2 separate regions of the Mus musculus genome follow, and region 1 is linked to region 2. The links are chromatin contacts, found by Hi-C or POLR2A ChIA-PET in ENCODE. All regions are on one chromosome and are shown on one strand. The core of a region is the stretch at or near the end of the contact, and the rest is flanking DNA. Distances in the headings are between cores, read along the strand shown.

Evidence for each region. A loop is a pair of places that touch in the nucleus more often than their neighbours do. ChIA-PET counts read pairs that join two places held with the same protein, here RNA polymerase II (POLR2A).
Region 1: a loop to region 2 is called in a map of left cerebral cortex, with 7 times the contacts of the local background. The contact joins the promoter of Ubac1 here to the promoter of Camsap1 in region 2. A Hi-C loop is called at or near these places in 12 of 37 maps with a recorded cell type or tissue (adrenal gland, gastrocnemius, heart and 2 more). POLR2A ChIA-PET finds 5 or more read pairs at or near these places in 5 of 5 experiments (Patski and embryonic stem cell).

What each region holds. Positions count from the first base shown.
Region 1 is chr2:26,017,708-26,024,599 of GRCm38, forward strand. Ubac1 (ubiquitin associated domain containing 1) reads right to left here and starts at 4,053. Exons shown (of 10, transcript NM_133835.2): 1 at 3,690-4,053. The coding sequence starts at 3,827.
Region 2 is chr2:25,980,963-25,988,070 of GRCm38, forward strand. Camsap1 (calmodulin regulated spectrin-associated protein 1) reads right to left here and starts at 2,320. Exons shown (of 18, transcript NM_001372499.1): 1 at 1,820-2,320. The coding sequence starts at 1,976.

The sequences.
Region 1 (6,892 bases), core at 2,803-5,302, 38 kb after region 2:
CCCAATACCAAGTCAGCTGCAGCCCCTCCCCAAACTCAGAACAAGGCCAAGGGCTATAACCATTTCTTGCTGCTATGGGTCCCTGTGTTAGATTAAGCATGGAAGAAGTTCAGGAAATCCAGTGAAAGGACTCACTAGTGCTTTCCAAAACCTGAAAGGGACTGACACACAGGCTTGGAGGAGGAAGCTTTGGCCCGCCCCAGAGTGGGCCACTTTGCATATTCAGGACACGGTTCCTGGATGTTCTGGAAGGTATCTTGGGTACCATAATGCACACACTCAACAAAGGGCCTCTGTATATATGGCTGCTAACCAGAGGAGAAGAAAAAACAGAAGCATGCACTTCCCTCTAGACCCTGGAATTTTAGAGTACCAGAATCTTGCATCAGTCTCAGATTGAAACCAGTTTTGAAAAGTGGACCATGACACTCAGACAAAGCTGTTAAGACTAAGGACTTATAAGATAAATCTACCCTACAGCAACCAACTTACTCAACATTGTGATGAAGCAGACAACCTCAACTTTCCTTGAACCTAAAAATGACTCTTTAATAATGTCAATTTGTTTGAATTAAGAAATACCTATGGCATCAATAAGGCACACTGCTGGGTGTCTATGAGGGCTTTCCACAGAGAATTAAATGAGGGGGAAGAAAACCAAGCCTGAATGTGCTAGCCCCATCGAATGGGCTGCTGGAGTTCCAGACTGAATACCCATAAGTCAGTCAACTGAGCAGCAGCACTGCCCTTTCTACTTCCTGATTCAAAGATATGTGAGCAAGCAGCCTCAGGCTCCCCCTGGCAGAGCCACTTGCCACCGTACCCCATCACCAGAAAGAACTGTATCCCTCCAAACCATGAACTAAAATAAACATCCTTTCATTTGCTTTGATGTGGTACCAGGTCATAACAACCAAAACAGTAGAACCCCATTCTGCTTCAAAAACTACTAAGTGGGATGCTTTGAAATTCTAAAATCCCTGGTTAATTCTAGCAGATTTGTCAAGTTCAGAATACAGTATGAAACACAATTAGAACCTACTAACTGTATTCTGAAGCCTGTCAGCAGCACACCGGAACAAGACATGACACAGGTCGTCACACTACACACCACCACAACCCTATCTTCACGTGCACATATCCCAGAGGTGTCTGTCATTAGCTTCTGCTCATATCTAGTACTGTACATCATGGAAAGATAACAGGTCATGGGGGCTGGAGAGATGGCTCAGTGGTTAAGAGCACTGACTGCTCTTCCAGAGGTCCTGAGTTCAATTCCCAGCAACCACATGGTGGCTCACAACCATCTATAATGGGATCCGATGCCCTCTTCTGATGTCTGAAGACAACAACAGTGTACTCATATACATTAAATGAATAAATAAATCTTTAAAAAAAAAGATAACAGGGGCTAACTCTTCACAGGACCTGGGACGGTTTAGGCTTTGAAGGAGAATTCATGTGCTTCATCCAGATGGTACACTACAGAAAAGCTCCTCCACACCACAGCTCCATCACCCCAGACTTCCACTAACCCCCTTTAGAAAAGAGGACTCACTGTGCCCCTTTCCTAGATACCGGCAGTGGAAGCTGGGCAATAGCATGGTGAAGTCACTTTGGGTAAAACAAAAAGGGGGAGGCAAAAACCAAATCTATTTCCTTAAGAATTTAAATAACAAGCCTCTCCTTGATACAGCTGTAAATTCCCAGGAGTGCTGTGGGAGAAAAAATTTTTTAAAAAACTCTATCATACCCCTCTGGAAGAGAGGAAAGAAGAAAAAATAATAGTGATAACAACCCCAGTAACCAGGGTGCACAGGACAATAAAGAACATGGAAGTCAGGTCAGGATAAAGTATCTTGTGCATGACAGGTTTACAGTCAGGTACAACGAGAAGATCATCTTTTCTAATAAATGCAGTGTGACTCCTAGAGCTGATGGGACCCGGAGGTGGGTCAGTTCTAATGCCTCTGCTCTCCAGCCCTGTGATCTAGAATGCTGTGAAATTCTCCTGCTGCTTCAGCCCTCTGCCCTGGAAAATGTGGAGTAGAATAGTCTCAATTTAAACAAGAATAATGACAAAAATGGTCAAAATGATACAACTCCAATATCAACTGGAATATTAAACATCACAAATAATTAGCATCATATCAAAACCTGCTGCCTAAGCCTAACCATACTGCCCCTAAAATGTATTAGCAAGCATCTGTGAATCATCTCCCTACCCCCTTCATAGAATACTGCCATGCTCATTACGTATATCCACACCACAAGTGAGTTAGGCAAGAGATCACAGCAGTGAAGGTGACATCCCATGCTCATGTGGTTTGAGGCTGACACCTTTCATTCCTTCAATCCTTACACCGACTTTGAAGTTACTCCAAGCTCAGCCCCCGAGGAACTGACCTAGGAGATGACACAGCATAGTACTAGGCCAGCATGGATGCTAGGGAACAGTCTAGATGCCCAAGGAGGCCCCAGTCTTTAAGCTTCTGCTGAGCCTCTGGGTCTTGCTATTGAGAAAATCCACAGGCTCAACACAAGCTTAAAGGTTGGGGACTCCTTGGGCAGTCTAAAATACATTTTGTCCTGTATGTGAGCCTCATTGAGGTGAACCACAGACACTGAGACCCACGGTTACTCAACATCTAATGCACTGCAGAAGAGGGGCTTGAAACAGATCTCTTGGAGCCTGCCTGACATTACACACTGACTACACAAAGGCACACAGATGATAAACTACCCTTTGCAAGCAGCTGCTATAGTAACTTGAAGACTGCCTTTAGAGGAAACACAATGCTGAACTTTAACACAACCTACTGCTGTAGATCCCTAACTTTCCGAAGAGTCCCCTCTAAAAAGCTATCTGGCACTAATCTTGTCTGGCATGGTGCTTCCATAGGCTACCAGTGTCTAACAGACATCTGTTTCATCTTCAACTGGGAGCAGTTAGAGCCAGGAAGGCTTCAAGAACTAATTCCAAGACTTAACTAAAACTAAAAGGCTAACTATAGTACAACGTTCACTGAATGTAAGTAAACTTAACAAATGCCACTTGCTGGCAGGAGACAGTCATCCTGGACCTTCCCACTCAATCAACTGTTGCCCCAATAGAAAGTAGAAGCCAAGGAACTTGTCCCACAGTGACACTATTTTAAGTGACTACTGCTAAGTGTCAAGTCCCGGCCATGGGCTCCTAGCAGCTGGCTCCTCAGGCAAGGAGCCAGTCCTCTTATAATGGGATCTAGTTACTTCCAGCTTCTGGAGGAAACTAAAAGCTCATCCCAACAGCAGGCAAGCCCCAAGGCTAGAAAACCATGATCCCTTGCCTTTGCCTCTCCCAGTCTCTGTTCACTCTCGCCTTCACCTCCCTAGCACGTTGCAGAAATTAAATAAAGCTCGCTCAACAGCGGGGGCCAGATGCTCTTCTCTGAGCACTAGGTTTGTGATTGGAGGAGCGGAAGGCGCTGCCCAGGCCCGGAGGAGCGAAGGCTGGGAGCAGCGGGCTGCACGGCAGGGACTGGGGACCGGTCCAGGAAGAAGCGAAAATCTGGCGTCTAGGTAGAGATAGGAGTGTCGGGGCAACCAGAAGGCTGGGGACTGGGGCGGAGTCTGGGACATAAGTCTAGGTTTCTGGTTTTCAGAACGGAGGCAGAGGTGGAACTGGGTCGTAAGGAGCTCGGCCTTACATGTTTGAGGCAACTCTCCTTGAGCTTCTCCACCGATGTGTCCTCGGTCGCCTCCTCCAGCCACTCGGCGCCGTCGGCTGCGCAGATGTGCAGCCGAAGCACCTTGCCCGCGAAGATCTTCTCCTCCTGCACGAACATCGCGCCGCCGCCCGGGCCTGCACCCGCCGCCCGAACCAGTGAAGGTCACTGAGGCTGGCGGGAGGACCAGGGGCGGGGCCGGGCCGCCGTGCGCTCCTTCGCTGGCCGCCGCCGCCCCGCCCCGGCTCCTGTCAGCTCCGCCGCCCGTCACTGAAGGGGCAGGAGCTGTACCCTTGCTGCCACTGCCCGTGTCGCCGTAGCCGCCCGGAGCGCGCGGTCGCAGCCGCGCCGGAAGTGCGTAATGAGCGCCCGTGGGTATGCCGGGAAATGTGGTTTTTTTTTGGCAGGCATTCTGCTGTTGCCCACCCCACCCCCCGCACCCCCCGCCCGCACCGCGCCGGAAATAGGTAAAGTGCACCAAGGCACGCCGGGAGTTGTCGTTCCCAGGCAGGCTCACGGCCCCCTTACCAAAAATTAATGTGTGAGGTGGGTCAGATGCATACCGGGAGTTGTAGTTCTCCATATACCTCATTCCTTCAGCACCTCCCAGCCTTGTTACCTGATTTGCTGGTCTGTTGGAATTGAAAAGGGCTCCGGAGTCAAGTACACAAGATAATACGTCTGGGTCAGGGCACTAGAAATGTGTCACAGTTGTAAGTGCTTGTATGCCATGCACAAAGCCCTGGGTTTGCTCCTCGGCGCAGCATACGCCTGGCACAGGTTTATAATCCTGAACGTTTAGGCAGAACCAGAAGGTCAAACAGGTCATCCTTGACTACATAATGAGTTCAGAACCACTCTGGAATACAAGCCTGCATAAAACACATACAAATGCGCGTGCGTACACACACACACACACACACACACACACACACACACACACACACACACGCATGCGCGCACACACTCACACATACGGGATGGGGGGCCCTGGCTCGGTGGTTAGGATTACTTTCTACTCTTGCTGAGGATCCTGTGTTTCTCAGAACCCACAATGGTGCTTCAGAATTATCTTGAAGATCAGACACACTGTTGATACATATATGTAAGCACAATACTTACAAAATAAATCTTTTTAAGCTAAAAAAAAACAAATAAAAAATAAATAATATCATAATTATTAGTGATCCAGGAATGGTGGTGTGGAGGTAGGAGGAACAGTTCAAGTTCATAGTCATCTTTGACAAGATCCATGAGCTCTTGCCACAGATCTGTGTCTTGGCAGATGGTACAGAACTAAGCAATAAGGGTTGTGAGGAGTGGGTCTGAGGCCCCTCCAGCTGGTCTTCAAGTTCCCCAGGCCTCTCCCCAACAAACCCCTTGCTCTTTGTCCAAAGCCTAGGCTACTAAGCCCCAGTCTTCAGAGGCCTAATGTCCTCTTTCTCTTGGAAGCCTGTCATGGTGCCACCTAGGGCATAATAAGAATGTTTGCAAGTATTTCCACATAGCCCATTCAGCATCCTACCACTGGATATACTGAAAGAAGTACCCAGAGGGACACGGGACAAGTCCCTTCCATATGCTTGATCTGGCTCTCCAGGATTCCCAAGAGTGAAGTGAGCAGAAGGAATTGTGGAGACAGTGATCTTTGCAATGTGTGTATGAGGTCCCTTTGGAGCTGGAGACAACAGATCCTCTCCTCCAAAACCTCCAGGCTTCTATGTGAACACAGAGATACCCCTCAGAGCACTATGAGGAAGGATAGGCTGCCCAGCCTCCCAGGTCAGCCTTACTACAGAAGCCCGGCAGGCACAGCTCTGTGGGTGCTCATGCAGTATTCAAGGGAGAATGCATCTCCCTCTACTCACCAGCTGGGCTAAGGCAAGGAGCTTGCATGGAGACTCAGCTTCTGCCCATCTGGTGCCATTCTGTACCTTGTCCAGTTTCAGTCTCTGCTTCAGAGAACATGCTGTCCCCTCCCTGCCTGCCTATAGGAAGGCGCGTGCTCGTAGAGTACCTGCTGTTTATGCTGGGGATGCAACGGGGAGGGTTGAGTGAAGTTCCTTGGCTGGCAGATCCTGTTTTCCTGCGATGGGCCAGCCAGACAAGGCTCTGAAGACTCTTTTTTTCTTTTTAAAGATTTATTTATTTATTTATTTATTTATTTTATTTATTTATTATATGTAAGTACACTGTAGCTGTCTTCAGACACTCCAGAAGAGGGCGTCAGATCTCGTTACGGATGGTTTTGAGCCACCATGTGGTTGCTGGGATTTGAACTCAGGACCTTTGGAAGAGCAGTCAGTGCTCTTACCCGCTGAGTCATCTCACCAGCCCGAAGACTCTTAATTAAAGCAACAGAAATTAGTTTTAGCCACCCCAGAGGAAAAAAAGAAATGTACAGAGTGGTCCCTAGGGGCTCTCTCAGAATCTCCACTGGCCAAGAAGACTAGGTAAAAGTCGGAAGTTCATTCAACACAGGGCCCACCTAGGCAAACACAGTACTACCTTCACACTGGATCCCCTAGTCCAGGCCCTACCTCACAAAGCTTGACAAGTAAGATCCAAGCAACCTGTAGCTTGTAACACTACTTACACCCTTAGGGTCACCTTCCTATCTATATGGTTTTCAAGAACAGAACAAGTCAGATGCTCCCAGAGCCAGTCAGCTCTCCATCTCAATTGGTCTGAGTATGACAGGTCCAGGGCCCATCTAGGAACCAGAGAGCCAGTCTTGGCAGATCTGTGGCAAGATGGCTGCCACACCAGGTACTGGTTCCACTCCAGCACCAAGAGTTCACAGGAGGAGGTGGCTGACAGGAACATGGCCCTCCTTCCCATGGCCTCCTACCCTCTGCCCTGGCAAGCACCCTGGGGAAACATGCCCTGTGTAGTGTCATGTACATGTTATGTTGTAATGTAGTACATGTTGTGTTGGCATTAGCTATGGTAGACAAGGTGGGAAGGCTCTCCCTGCAAAAAGGGCATCAGCTCTGATACAAATGCTTCTGCTAGTCATGAACAGGACAGAGTCCCCACACTGCAAATTTTACCAAAAAAGGGGGATACTGCAATACCTGGAGCAGACCACTAGAAGGCGCGAATAAGCCACTGTCAGCTCAGAGCAGGTATTTGTGAGTTGGCTGGTTGTATGGAATGAATGTGCATACTGTGTAAGCATGTAT
Region 2 (7,108 bases), core at 1,070-3,569:
CAATGCACATAAAATAAAAAATTGTGAAATATAAAAAATGAGCACACGCCTTTAATTCCAGCACTCAGGAGACAGAGGCAAATGGATCTCTGGGAGTTCAAAGTCAGACTGGTCTACATAGGAAACTCCATAGCAGATACTGTCTCATTAAAAAAAAGAAAGAAAAAAAAAAAAAAACCTGAATGCTAATAGCTTAGAGTAATGCCAAGCAAACAATAAGAAACATAAGGTGGGAGATGGGCAAAGTGTGGAGCTAGCAAAGAGAATGGCCAGTGGCCAGACACTCATTCGCTGCTCTAGGTAGGTAGCAGACACCTTTTCTCAATTGCACTTTTTTTGGGGGAGAAAGGGGGGTTCAAGACAGGGTTTCTCTGTGTTGCCTCCCGGGTGTTGGTATTAAAAGCTTGGGCAGCTACCACCCAACTTCTTCAATTGCACTTTTTTAAGTAAGGTAAAGCCCTGCACTGAATAGAAACAGTGACCAAGAATTATAACACTGAAAACTATAAAAGAATTTCTTCCTCACTGCTAGTTTTATACCACAGAAGTAAATTTAAAATAAAGCAGTTTATTTAATCCCAAGACTCACAAAACAGTTTGTTCTTATGACTAGTTGGAGGCCACTGTCACCGAGCACACCTGCTTAGCAAGTTTTCCAAAGTGGTCACCTAACCCTTTCCTGAAAGGGTTATCTCAGTAACCCAAGTCTTCAGGTAATGTTTTTGCCAGCACAAGGGTAATTTATGCTTCATTTATCATAGTTTTATGCCTAAAACAAGACACCTGCCCTGATACTAGAGCCTCCCAACCAACTCATTACCAGCACTATTTGGTCTGCAATGTTCCCAGAGCACCAAATCAGAGAATCCTAATCCTACTAAGCATATTAGGCTTCATAAACAAGGTTACCTTGCTCTTTACAACAGGAATTAACCAAAGGAGATGATGGTTTCTATACAATCTGTATTACACATAATGTATCTTTGGAGTATCCAATAACTTCTGTTCTGTTAAGTACCAAATTTCATAATATATAAACCAGATTGGCTGGAACTCTAGTTTGAGACTAAGTCTCAAACTATCCAGCCTTCTAGTCACCCTGATGCAGTAAGGAACAGCTAAGCAGTGGTTATTTAGGTAAGAGTCTTTCTTGGACTTAGAGGACCAGTCCAATTGCCAGAGAATAACACTGCACATGATAGGCACCCTCCACCCACCGAGACTCAGAGAGCATGGATGACACGCGAACACAGTCCCATGCCTGGACCGACCCTGGGCTACCTCAGCGCTCGCTCACCTGGGCCGCCGCCAGAACAGCAAGACTTGAACTGACACCACGCGAAGGCGCGCCTTGGCCCTGTCACCGGCCTCATTCTCAATCTTGGCTCTGTCTCCATTCCTTGTCCCTAGACCTTACAACCTCCTCCCGTGCGTCTCATCCCCCCAAGACCCGTCAGATCCCCTCTGGTCCCAACCTGCCCCGTCTGTCCAACGTCCGAAACTCTCTGCTCTCATCCCCCAGCATGTCAGTCCCTTTTCTGACCCCTCTGGTCTCATACCTGGTCGTTTCCGTCGGTCTCCCTCTGGTCCCATTCTGCGGCCGTCGCGTTCCCCTCTGGTCCCATCCCCCGTCGTAGTCCGACCCCAGTTCTGGTCCCATACCCCGGCTCCTATACCCGTCCGACACCTCCCGGTCGCATCCGAAACCAGTGCGTTCCCCGTCGGCTCCCCTCTAGTACCATCCTGGAACCGGATTCATTCCCCGTCCGTCTCCCTGTAATCCCATCCCCCGACCCCGGACCCCGCCGCGCCCGCCCACCTAGGCCATAGGCCTTCGCACAGATCCACTGCAGGTTGGCGGCGATCTTGGCCCGCGCCGCGTCGTAGCGGTCCAGCGGCACCAGGTCGGCGCCCTCCGGGGGCGCCTCCATCCTCCTCCAGCCTTCGGCGGCACAGCGACCGCCCGCGTCCACCATCTGCAGACAAAGGCCGCGGCAGCCCGGCCGCAACAAAGACGCCGCCGCCCTCCCGCGCCGCCCGCCCGGGCGCACGGCCCTTACTTCACGGCCGCCGCCGCCACCCAGGCTGCTGCATGCTGCGGGCGCCGAGCCGAGGCCGAGAAGGCGCCGAGCGGGCCGGGCAGGCGGCGGCGGGCAAGCGCCGGCCGAGGAAGGCGCGGGGCAGGCGCGGGGCAAGCGCGGTGCGAGCACGGGCCGGGGGCGGTGGCGGAGGCGCGTGCGCGGCCCAGGAGAAGCGGCAGCTGAGGCGGCGGCCAACGGGTGGGAGCTAACGCGCCGCCGCCGCGTCACGCAGGCGCACTTACCGCCCCCCGCAGCCCCACCTTTCTCCGCAAGCGCAGTAGGCACCGCCCGTAACACCGCCCGCTCGCCCCGCCCTCCTCCTGAAGGCTCCGTACCTGTCCCCTTCTTCAGATGCTCTGGGTACACCCTCAGCCCCGCCCCCAGCCCTGGTCCTGCAGAGTAGGCACGCCCCTCTAACCTAGCCCAGTCCGTGTCCTTAGTAGCTATGGACACACCCTCGGCCCCGCCTCTACTTCGTCCTCAAGGCTGCATACACGCTAGTCCATCCGGCCCCTCCCCGCCCACCCCCCGGCACAGTGGACACGCCCCTGTCCGGATCCCGCGCAGGCGCAGTATTCTCTTCTGAGGGCTAGCCTGTTTCCTAGCAACTTGAGAGACTAATCTCTGGCCTTGATTGAGCCTCAGTCCTGTGTGCAGAGACGTTCGCCTCTACCTCTGGCAAGGCCAGCTCTCTGAGAACTGAGCGCCCTTAGAGTCTGCACCGGTGCTGCATCTGTGGACTGAGATGCCAAGACGTCTCCGCCCGGACTGGCAGAAAGTGGGCGTCGCAGAGTGTGTGCGGCTCGAGAACTGCGCCTGAGATTAGCCCAGAGAAACAATCCCCGCAGCTCTCGGGAGTCCGGAGCAACCGCGAGCTCCGCCTCCTCCTCCTCCTCGGTGGGCACTATCAGATCTCTCAACCAGTTTTGGCATCTAAGGGAAATGGATGCCAGCCTAGGACCATCGTCGCGTGTGACCTGCATTTTAGTGCTTGAAAGGAGCAATAGTATATTTTTGAAAACTGGGTGCGGAAGGAGAAAGATGTCACTGAAGAGCGGACTGTGTGCGCACCAGCCCCTGGGAAGGCTCAGGAACCCTCCGGCCCGGGCGTGGGTGACCTTACTAACCATCATCTGCAAACTTCAAGGTGTTTAACTTCTGTCATTGCCAGAGCCGCCCTATGTATGAAGAAGGCAGTGTGTAGAGTGGATGTTGTACAGGTAGCTGTCCCTCAAGTCCAAGTGCATGTATGATGTAGTCAGAAAGAGCCGCGGATGAGCCTGGGCATGGTATCCCATGATTGTAATCCCTGCAGTGGGGAGACTGGAGGCAGGAGGATCTAGATGAAATTCAAGGCCGGCTTCAGCTACTGGAGATGAGACCCTGTCTCAAAAAACAAAACAAACAAAAAATGGATAGTGGCCTCATGTGGCAAGTATCTTGAACCCAGCACTTGGGAGGCAGAGGCAAGTGCATCTCAGTGACTTCAGAGCCACCCTGTTTCTAATCGAGTTCCAGGTCAGCCAAAACCACATAGTGAGACCCTGTTTAAAATAAAATGAAATAAAAATTGGTTAGGGCTGGGTACCCATGGAGAGACCGAAGAGAATGACATTTGGGCAGAAAGGAGTAAAAAGTGAGCCTAGTGTCTGTCCGAGGAGCAGTAGACTGGGCTGCTATGGTAGGCTGATCTAAACCCCGGTGTGTAAAACCAGCAAGGCTCAGACTTGGGGCCAAAGGTGGTGGGACAGCAGAACTTGGCCGGACTGGGATGGGGCCGGGGGGGGGGGGGTGGAATGCCAGGTAGGTAACAGGACAAACCTGAGAATATAGGAGAGAGAAGAAAGGGGGCCAGGGATGGTGGTCTGATGTTCTGGCTTTGTATTCTGCAGCTCTGAGGAATCCATTTGCTAGTTGAATGGTTTCAGACATGTTATCTGTGGGTAAAGAGCATTCTTACCTCCTTCCTGCCTTGTCTAGAGCCCCAGTGCCCTGTGGAATAGCAGGGGAAAGCAGACCCCTTGTCTTGTGATCTGGTGGAAGCATCCAGTTTGCACTGACTGTGATGCTGTTCGGTTTGATGGGTGTCTCTTATCAAGCTCAGAAAATCCATCCATTGTACATCTGTGTGGTGCTTTGTTTTGTATCTGGTGGTCATGTAGAGGCTTTTAGTCTGTCTGTCGTTTATAACATTGTCTGGTGTTCAGATACTGTTCCTCCCCTGTAGTCTGGAAGAAATTCCACTTGGCATGGAGCATAGTCCTTTTTATACATACATACATACTACCTAGCTTTGTTTACTGTGTCTTGAGTGTTCATGGCACGTTGTAGTCTGCAGTTTGCATGTGGTGTCTGTGTGGCTTTAGAAGCAGATTGCTAGTGGGCAAGTAAAATAACTTGGGAGTGTTTCTTTTATGTTCTTGCTTTGGTTTGACTTAATTATTTGAGCCACAGTCTTACTGCCATGCTGGTCTGGAATTCATTCTGTATGCCGTCACACTGACCTCCAACTTCTGGATTCTTCCTGCTTAGCCTTCCACAGTGTTAAGATTGTAGATGTGCACTGCCATGCTTGGCCCTTCTCACAGTTTGGGGAAGAGATGGTTTCTAAGTATCTGATAGACCTACCTTGACCTTGCCTCAGTAGCTGGCTCGGGGTGAGGAGAATGAGGTGAGTGCACGTGCCATGTGCACTTGTGGCAGTTAGAGGATAGCTTTCCAGAGTCCACTCTCCTCTTCCTCAGCGGATTCCAGGGACTGTAGTAAGTATGTCAGTTTCTTTTAAAAACACACACACGCACACATACACACACAGAGAGAGAGAGAGAGAGAGAGAGAGAGAGAGAGAGAGAGAGAGAGAGAGGGAGGGAGAGAGAGAGAGAGAGGTTATGGGAATATGTTCTTGTTTTAACCCCAAGTGTGGGATGTAGGGTTACTTCAGATGTCCACAGCAGCTGACTGATTTACCTCGTGCTTTAGCAGGGGTGTGATTGTGCCAGCAGCAGACAGTTTCTGGGATTGTGTGATGTTTGGAATTCTGGGGACTTTTCCGAGGCTGTATAAATGCCAGCGCCCCAAGAGTCTGTGTGGGCTGTTGGTTGGATTCTGTTGGTTATAGTTTGTTAAGCAGCATGTGCAAAGAAGAAAGAAGAAAAAATTAGATATCCTGACAGTAAAGATCAAAGCTGTCCCAAGCAGGTCTACACCCAAATCATCAGGAAGTAGTCTAATGACATCGTTGCCCCTTTCCAACCTGACTTCATCTGGGATTTCTTTCATTCTCCCCGCTATCTAGTGTTAAAAGGTTAGAATGGTGGAAGAAGAAGGGTAGAAGAAAAAAGAACCCACAAAGTAGCTAGCCAAAGTCCAGCTACAAGGGACCAAGCGTGGTGACTCTGCGGTGGCCTTTCAGACAGACTTAGTTCATTGCTAGAGGCCTGCTTAGGTCACCTGTTTCTTGAGTCAGGTTCCATACTTTGTGTCTTTCTAGGAATCTGTCCATTTTAATCCAAGCCCAGGGGTTTGGGCCTAACCAAGGCGAGAGGCAGAGGAGAGAAGGAACCTGGAGGGCTCGGGGATCTGGAGAAGGACTCCTGGTTTCCATGATGACTTACTATCCCTGACAGACACTTTTGTGAAACAAAGGACTAAAGGGATGGGCATCCTCGGAGGGTAGAATCCATCATGACAGGGACGGGATGGAAGCAGGAGTGTGAGGTGGCCAAAAGGAATGCCTGTGCTCAGCTGGTGACCTCATTTCTATTCAGTCTGGATCACCACCCTGTAGGACGGTGCCACCCACATTCAGGACGGGTTGTCTCACTTCAGTTCAGCCTCTCTGGAAATGCCCTCATAGACATGTCCAGGAGTTTTCCTCACACATGACTCTAAATCCCCCAAAGTTGATACTCAAAATTAGCCCCTTTTAGAAAGTTTGAGGTAAAGTGAACAGAAGAGTAGGGAAGGCATGGGATGCTGCTACTATAAAGGCAAACAGAGGCCCTCGGAGGCATGAGACACAGTTACTGTAGCAGAGAGACAAGGCCCAGGGAGGCAGTGCCATAAAGGAAAGCAGAAGCCCCAGGCATGGAGTGCTGTTGTACGGTGCTGGTCTTTGAGCAGAATTGCTGCCAGGTTTATCAGATCAACTGTGGAAGGAGGGAGTAAGAACGGTCATTGGGCCCTTGCCTGAGATTCCAGCTGCTCCCTGTGGCATGTCCCGGCCATTTGTAATAAAGCTTTGATTGCAGGTGCCCTAGCTGAAAGTGGAGACTTCCATCTTTGCACCTATGGGGAAGCCAACTATGATGGGTAAAGACCATCTGGTGCAAAGTCAGGCATAGTATCTCATGCTTTAATCCAAGCACTCTGAGTTAGGGGCCAACCTAGTCTACATAGCAGGTTCCATGACAGCTAGGTGTACCTTAAAAAAAATTCTAGAGCCAGGCATGGTGGCGCACACCTTTGATCCCAGCACTCGGGAGGCAGAGACAGGCGGATTTCTGAGTTCGAGGCCAGCCTGGTCTACAAAGTGAGTTCCAGGACAGCCAGGGCTATACAGAGAAACCCTGTCTCGAAAAACAAAATAAAACAAAACAAACAAAAAAATTCTGACGCAGCTGCTCTAGAGTCCCACACTTTTATAAGGAGCACTTTACCCATGTTCTGTAAGTAAGGCCAAATAAATTCATTGGTTCTGCACAGTGAACTTTGATTTGTCTTTGGGGCCTTACCCTTATGAAGAGGGGATTGGTATTGTCTCCCCAGGGAAAGAATTCTCACAATAGGTGCAGTTTTAGGAGGGAATCTGACACTAGGGAGCTACAGAAGGTACAGATAGCCGAGCTCTGGATGTCAAACTCACAAATTCACCTGCCTCTGAATCCCCAGTGCTGGGATTGATGGCGTGTGCCACCACGCCCAGCTATGCGAGGTCTATTTTAAGACTGGCAAGATTTCATCATTGGAACGCTCACTGATATACTGGAGCAATGGGAAGACCTGGTGCTGGATAGGACAGCAGAGTG